Regions from separate parts of the Homo sapiens genome. Here region 2 is linked to region 1. A link is a contact called in ENCODE Hi-C or POLR2A ChIA-PET data. All regions are on one chromosome and are shown on one strand. The core of a region is the stretch at or near the end of the contact, and the rest is flanking DNA. Distances in the headings are between cores, read along the strand shown. Region 1 holds the start of RAB10 (RAB10, member RAS oncogene family). Region 2 overlaps RAB10 (RAB10, member RAS oncogene family).

Evidence for each region. A loop is a pair of places that touch in the nucleus more often than their neighbours do. ChIA-PET counts read pairs that join two places held with the same protein, here RNA polymerase II (POLR2A). Pooled maps may share reads with other maps.
Region 2: a map of CD8-positive, alpha-beta T cell shows a loop between it and region 1 (5-fold over the local background). The contact joins the enhancer-like site here to the promoter of RAB10 in region 1. A Hi-C loop is called at or near these places in 14 of 168 maps with a recorded cell type or tissue (CD4-positive, alpha-beta memory T cell, CD8-positive, alpha-beta T cell, Calu3 and 9 more), 28 of 37 single-sample maps with no recorded cell type and 21 of 50 pooled maps. POLR2A ChIA-PET finds 5 or more read pairs at or near these places in 32 of 52 experiments (A549, B cell, CD4-positive, alpha-beta T cell and 23 more).

Annotation. Positions count from the first base shown.
Region 1 is chr2:26,032,501-26,035,880 of GRCh38, forward strand. It overlaps RAB10 (RAB10, member RAS oncogene family), which reads left to right and starts at 1,584. Exons shown (of 6, transcript NM_016131.5): 1 at 1,584-2,235. The coding sequence starts at 2,109. It overlaps LOC124907743 (a long non-coding RNA gene), which reads right to left and starts at 1,249. Exons shown (of 2, transcript XR_007086249.1): 1 at 1,178-1,249; 2 at 1-161. RefSeq lists a silencer at 1,250-1,479 and an enhancer at 1,790-1,839.
Region 2 is chr2:26,066,984-26,070,461 of GRCh38, forward strand. The region is part of intron 1 of RAB10 (RAB10, member RAS oncogene family); the gene reads left to right. It overlaps LOC105374333 (a long non-coding RNA gene), which reads left to right. Exons shown (of 2, transcript XR_939851.3): 1 at 1-3,478. Among named protein-coding and RNA genes, the nearest start is that of RAB10, 35 kb to the left of the region's middle. RefSeq lists an enhancer at 1,715-1,764. Within about 2 kb of position 1,793, at least 14 of the 41 ENCODE cell types and tissues checked have a DNase peak (open chromatin) inside an H3K27ac peak, as active enhancers do; they include CD8-positive, alpha-beta T cell, GM12878, HCT116 and 4 more, where a contact is called at or near this core.

The DNA of each region.
Region 1 (3,380 bases), core at 334-2,833:
ACTTCTCTATCCCTGTTTCTTGTTTTCCACATACTTCAGCGTTTTCCACTTTATCAGGTTGAACCAGCTCACCAGGTTCAACTCCTGTGCCATCACACCTAGGTGTGCTTTGAGGGATGGATGTCCCTGAGAATGGAAGGTCAGCAGCATGCATACTGCAACTACAGAAGGGTAGGAGAGAAAAAGGGTGGCGTAAACAGGACTGATGGGGAGAGAGAACAGAAGGTAAAGCAAATGCAAAGAAAATGCGAGGGCCCGGGCGCGGGGGCTAACGCCTGTAATCCCAGCACTTTGGGAGGCCGGGGCGGGCGGGTCACCTGTCAGGTGTTCGACACCAGCCTGACTAACAGGGTGAAACCCCGTCTCTACTAAATACAAAAAATTAGCCGGGCGTGGTAGCACATGCCTGTAATCCCAGCTACTTGGGAGGCCGAGGCAGGAGAATCACTTGAACCCAGGTGGTGGAGGTTGCAGTGAGCAGAGATTGTGCCATTGCACTCTAGCCTGGGCAACAAGAGCGAAACTCCATCTCAAAAAAAAAAAAAAAAAGAAAGAAAAGAAAAAAAGAAAAAGAAAATGCGAGGAAACGAGCGAAACTCCATCTCAAAAAAAAAAAAAAAAAAAAGAAAGAAAAGAAAAAAAGAAAAAGAAAATGCGAGGAAGCAGGCTGTGTCGGACTGGGAGTAGGCTTGACCACCTTTCAATTTTCAACCCAGTGGTACGACGCTGGCGGCAGGCAGAGGCCCCACCTCCTCTGCAGAGCGCTCTCGGGTTCTCCCGGATTCCTGAAGGACGGCAAAGGCCTGAAGCAGGTTCTCTGAGCACCGCACAGAACCCTCCACTTCGCAGGGAGGTTCTTCCTGCGCCCAGGTGTTCCTCAACCTTCCTCTCCTCGCCCAGGAAGAGGTTGTGAGGATTACCTCATCCCAACCCGAGCGGCGTGGCCAGCTTTTCCATCTCAAACTCTTGCTCTTGAAGTCAATCCGGATGGAGCGCTCATGTTTCCCCGTCAGGGCTGGCCCTGGAGAGGGGGCACGCCGGGAGGCGTCTCGTTCTAGCAAAGAGGCTATTAAATGACCCAGGGCGCGGCTTTTTCTCGCGTTTACGAGCTCCACCTACACGGGAACACATGGCCACCCAAGCCCGTCGCTGCGCCAAGACCTCCAGCTCAACACACCCGACAAGCGCTGTGCAGAGAAACCGCAGCGCAGTCCAGCGGGAGACCCCGGGAGGGGAAGGAGGTGCTGGGCTCTGTAAGGGTGTCCCGGGGAGCGGGGAGCGGGAGGCGGGAGGCGGGGGTCGGAGGGGGGGCGCTGCGCCTGCGCAGTCGCTAGGTAGCGTCTCCCCCGGGGCGTGCTCGTAACGCCGCGCACCCTATCAGGCGGCCACAGGGAGCGCGCCCGCGGCCTCGCCCTTTCTCGCCCCTCCCTTCTCCCCTCTGGGTCCAGCCTCAGACTGAGGCTTGGAGACAGGAGCATTCCACTCGCCACTTCGGCGCGCCCCCATGCCCTCTTGTGCGCGTGCGCAGAGGCGGACCGCAAGGCTAGGGCGTGAGGGAAGGGCGGGCGTACGCCCTTGCGTGCGTCTCAGGCAGCGCGCACGCCGGCGTGAGAGGGCACGGGGAAAAGGTGGCTCTGGCCGGGGTGGCTCGGTTTCCTGGGGCTATGTAACTGAGCTCGTCGACTTAGGGGTCCTTCTTCGCTGCCCTCGCCGCGTGCTAGCAGGGAGTTTCCGCTCGGGAGAGAGACTGTCCTCACGCCCGCTGCGCCTCCTCGACGGCAGAGCAGGCTTGCTCGCCCGTGGGAGCGTCCCGGCCGAGAAGCCCTGAGGGGGGAGGGGAGGCCATTTTGTCCCGACCGACTCCCCGGAACCGGGCGGACGGGCTGGGAGAGGCTGCGGAGCCGCGGTCGCCGCCCTCGGAGGCACTGGACGCCGCCACTGTCGGGGCTTCCTCAAAGCTGTTCGTAGGTCGCCCGCGCCGTCTCGAGCCTTTTTCCCACGCTTCCCCGGTCCTCCGGCCTGAGAACGCCCGAGTGAGGAGTTGGCCGTAGTGAGAGGGACCGATCCCTTGGGGCCGCCGGCGGCGAGAGCCCGAGCCGCTCCTCCCAATGGCGAAGAAGACGTACGACCTGCTTTTCAAGCTGCTCCTGATCGGGGATTCCGGAGTGGGGAAGACCTGCGTCCTTTTTCGTTTTTCGGATGATGCCTTCAATACTACCTTTATTTCCACCATAGGTAAGACCTGTGGGAGGACGGTGTACGGTCTCGGTAGCTGCATACCGTTTATTTTACTCCAGACATCTTGCTTCCCGTAATATACGCCTTTGTTTCAGTGATTCCGATTCCAAACGACACATCCAAGTTACTGTTTGAATCGGCATCGAGCTTACTGGGGCGGGGTCTTCCCATGATTTCCATCCGGTCTTTTGCTTTCGAGTCTCCCACTATGCTCAGTGCCTTCTGTTACAAAATATGCATCATTTAACCATGTTCCAGAACCTTATTTCTTCAGGCGACTGGACTGGCTTTTTCCACATTTGCGTGGAATTAGTAGATGTGTGATATTTTTAAGGTATTTATTTCAGTGGTTGCGATTGAAGCAGTACTAGCTATTTGGGAAAGGCCTGAATTTATACTTTGGGGCAAAGAAAAGATTCCATATGGTGATAACTTAGAGTAAACTTGAGGGTTTCTGAGAAGAATAATTAAGGTAAATTAGAAGGGAAGAGTGAGTTGCCCTCATTCACTAATCCATTGATGTGTCAAACAATCGGAGGCTCTTCGCGCTTGGGGTGGGACTCTGGCATATTTGCCTCAGTGCTTTTCGAGACATCAACAGAAGCAGTAATCTGAGGGAGATGATCAGTTTCTGTCCTCAAACCCAACGGAGTGAAGTCAAGCTCTCTCTTCTATTTTATTTGACTCTAGTATTTACAGGAAAGTATTTTGCCAGTCATAGCCCTATGGACTTATAATGCACTTTCACCATGTTTCAGAATTACTTAGTGTGGAAGTAAGAGCTAAAGAGTGACCTTTTTAATCGAATTTCCCGTTTAGGAAAGGAAAAGGGAAGGCTCTAGGAAAGTCCCTTTTGAATCTGGTTAGAAAATTTAAGTGGCATTGACGCTAATTGTGCTATATTAATTGTGAAACCCATCCGCTCCGCAATAAATTTCTTAAAAGACACATGGCTCTCAGCATTGTGGCGGTGCAGTTGAACCCATTTTTAAATGTACTTTTATATTGAGAGGCTTTTAAAAAGCAACGGCAGTCGTCTTTGAACTCTGGGAATTGTCAAAATTAAGCTGATTTGAAACAGTTTGTATAGCGTAACTGAAATATTTGGTTTGGGTTTTCTTTTGTGACAAATACCTGCTTCA
Region 2 (3,478 bases), core at 543-3,042, 35 kb after region 1:
ATTGGCCAGGCTGGTCTCGAACTCCTGACCTCAAGTGATCCACCTGCCTCAGCCTCCCAAAGTGCTGGGATTATAGGTGTGAGCCACCATGCCGCTCTATTTTTTGTATTTTTTGTAGAGACGGGGTCTCCCTATGTTGCCCAAGCAGGTCTCAAACTCCTGGGCTCAAGTGATCCTCCTGCCGTGGCCTTCCAAAGTGCTAGGTTTACAAGTGTGGACCACCTCACCTAGCCAAATGTTGATGCTTCTTCAGATTTGCTGCTTGAAGTCATTGTTACCACTTTAAATATATACTTGAGTGCATTGCTATCTAAAGGGCTTATTTAAAAATACATAGATTAGTTGTAGATATACACTGTGTAACAATGAAAAGGTCATTGTAGCAAAAGGGGTTTATACTGTATCTGCATACTCTATGAAAGGACCACTCATACACATTTCCTATGTACATATTTTTTCCATGTTTCCTACTGATCTCACTGACAGTATTTTGATGGCTTCTTGTTGGCTGAGGAACTGGCCATGGCACAGATGATGGATGGGGGCAACAGCCTTGAATATTCTCCTTCCAGCAACTGTCAACACCTGAAGGAGGGAGTTAGCTGCCTGTTACCATACTTGATATTGACTTGGTGTCCTAAAAAGGAAAATGTCAATTGTTTCAAATTTGTAAAGGGTTAAGAAAAGAGGCAGACTACCACTAGTCATCTTGTTAGATTTAATCATGTGTTAAAATGTGATAGCTGTTTACAATGCACATCTCACATGACTACTGTGTAAGACCTTGTCAGAAGTTAGAAACACCAATTCAATGTCTGTGAAACCATCAATACTTATTTTGATGCAACTTTGTTAAAAATGTAAAGTCTAAGACAGTAGATTTGTACACGATGTTTGGAAACACCAATCATAAATGAAGACTTGAGGTCAAACAGACTTATGGTCACCATACTTGCAGCAGAATTTGCTGGGGGGTTGATATATGTTCATCAAGTAAACAGAAACATCAAACCAGAGTAGTTCTCTAGTTAGTAAAATGAGAATAAACAGGTTATTAATTAATCTATTTCAGAGGATGGTCAGGTGGCCTAGAGAATGCTGTCCTGGGGAAATGACATTTATACTGCTACATGAGATATGATTAGAAGTTAGGTAGAAGAACATCATTCCAGGCAGAGGAAGTGGGCACAAAAAGGTCCTTAGTAAAGGAGCTTTTTGAGTTCAAAGAACTGAAAGATGATGTGTGTTGCAAATGTGACTTGTGAGGCTAGCAGAAGCAATAGATGTTGAAGACGTGGGTTTGAGCCAGATTGTGCAGAGCCTGGTAGTCCATGCTAAGGATTCGAATTCCATGGAAGGTTTGAGCAGGGATGTGACATGGTTAGATTCAATTTTTAAAAGATGGTTGGCCCAGAAAATGTGGAAAATGGATTGGAGTTGGAATTTTCTAATTAAAGACTTATCAAAGATGTGTTTAAACTCTTACTGTATACTATTTAATCTTTAAGGATTATGAGCGATTATATGTGAAAATACCTGTCAGTGACTGTGACAGTGAGCCTTTAATTTTTTTTTTGAGGTGATCTTTTTAGTGCCAAATACATCAGACAATCCTGAGCCAAGAGACAGAGTTCTGATCATAGTTAATTTGGTTTGTGAGCTTGAGCAAGTCATTTAAACTCTGAGCCTCTTTCTTTATCTGTAAATTGGGCGTGTTTGAGAAATGTGTGCTTAACTTTAATTGTGTTAATCGCTTAACTCTGGTTAACATATGGGCTGAGTCTTGCTGAGTCATTTCCTCAGACGTTGTGGGCAAGGCTTAAAACCAGCTAAGCAAATTTAGTGATGACACATTTTACCTCTTCTGTAGAAGTCAGATGAAAGAGCTGTTTCAAAAATGTTTCACTTATTGTTTTCATGCAGATTATCTCTTCGTGGGGGAGAGAATACAGTACACATAGCTCAGGAACTACTGATGCACTGCCTTCCATTTTAGTGGCAGTTTGAATTTAAGAATTTCTAGTTTGTCTTAAGCTTTTCTGTAATCTCTCACATATATATTCTTAATTTCAACTGATAATTTCTTTCTTAATGTCTAATATAGCCTATTTGCCCTCTGAACAGCATTGAGATGCTTTGAAATTTTAATGCCCAAAAAGTTGGCTTTGGTAAGGTGGTTTTCATTTCTGCAGTAGAACCATGGTTGAGGCTAATGGTCCCATCAGCATTAGCAGGCCTTTGGCTAGTTGCACAGTAAACTGCATGTTTCCCACTAGTAAAAGAGATAACCCCAACAGTTTTAGGATTAATGCTGAGTTGTAGTGTTCTTTGGGATTTACAGATTTTTTTCTATAATTTAAACTTTTTGAGACATATCCTGAGGATAATAGAAGGGCATTTAAAAAAACTTCAACTGGCTGGGCTTGGTGGCTCACACCTGTAATCCCAGCACTGTGGGAGGATCACAAGGTCAGGAGTTTGAGACCAGCCTGGCCAATGTGGTGAAACCCTGTCTCTACTAAAAATACAAAAATTAGCTGGGCATGGTGGTGGGCGCCTGTAATCCCAGCAACTTGGGAGGCTGAGGCAGGAGAATCACTTGAACCCAGGAAGTGGAGGTTGCAGTGAGCCCAGATCGCACCACTGCACTCCAGTCTGGGCGGCAGAGCGAGACTCTGCCCCCCTACCCCCCAAAAAAAAAGAAAAAAGGAAAAACAACTACTCAGATACTTTTTTTTTTGAGATGGGGTCTCACTCTGTTGCCCCGGCTGGAGAGCAGTGGCATGATCTCATCTCACTGCAGCCTTCACCTCTCAGGTTTAAGTGATTCTTCTGCCTCAGCCTCCCAAGTAGCTGGGACTACAGGCACGTGCCACCATGCCCCACTAATTTTTGTGTTTTTAATAGAGATGAGGTTTCGCCATGGTTGGCCAGGCTGCTCTCGAGCTCCTGACCTCAAGTGATCTGCCCTCCCCGGCTTCCCAAAGTGCTGGGATTACAGGCGTGAGCCATCGCACCTGGCCTCCGATACTTTTGACAATAATCTTGGTTTGGGGGAGGTGTGTGTGTGTCAGTCTTAGATTTATATTCACTCTGCATTGTGTTATATTGAGCTATAATGGATGTGCAGCTACACGAATTCTTCTAGAGATCCTTGGACTTGAAATTATGCGTCCTTGGCTTTATCACAGGATGTGGCCTTCTTGGCCTCAGTTTTTCAGAGTAGAGAATTTGCTTTTGGCTTTTCTAGGACGTGTGCAGATGAGAACTTGCTACAGGCAGATATGCTTGAGAGCTCAAAAGGAAATGGTGGGAAAAGACTAGATTAAATCAAGTAGTTGTGTGATTTCAGTGAAGTAGTATTAAATCTGGTTTTATCTGTTTTTCACCTGTTTTAAAACATAGGTACATTTTCACAGTCACTTAAAGTGACTATCTTTTTGAACCTCAAGGATTTTTTTATTCTCGGAATTGAGTT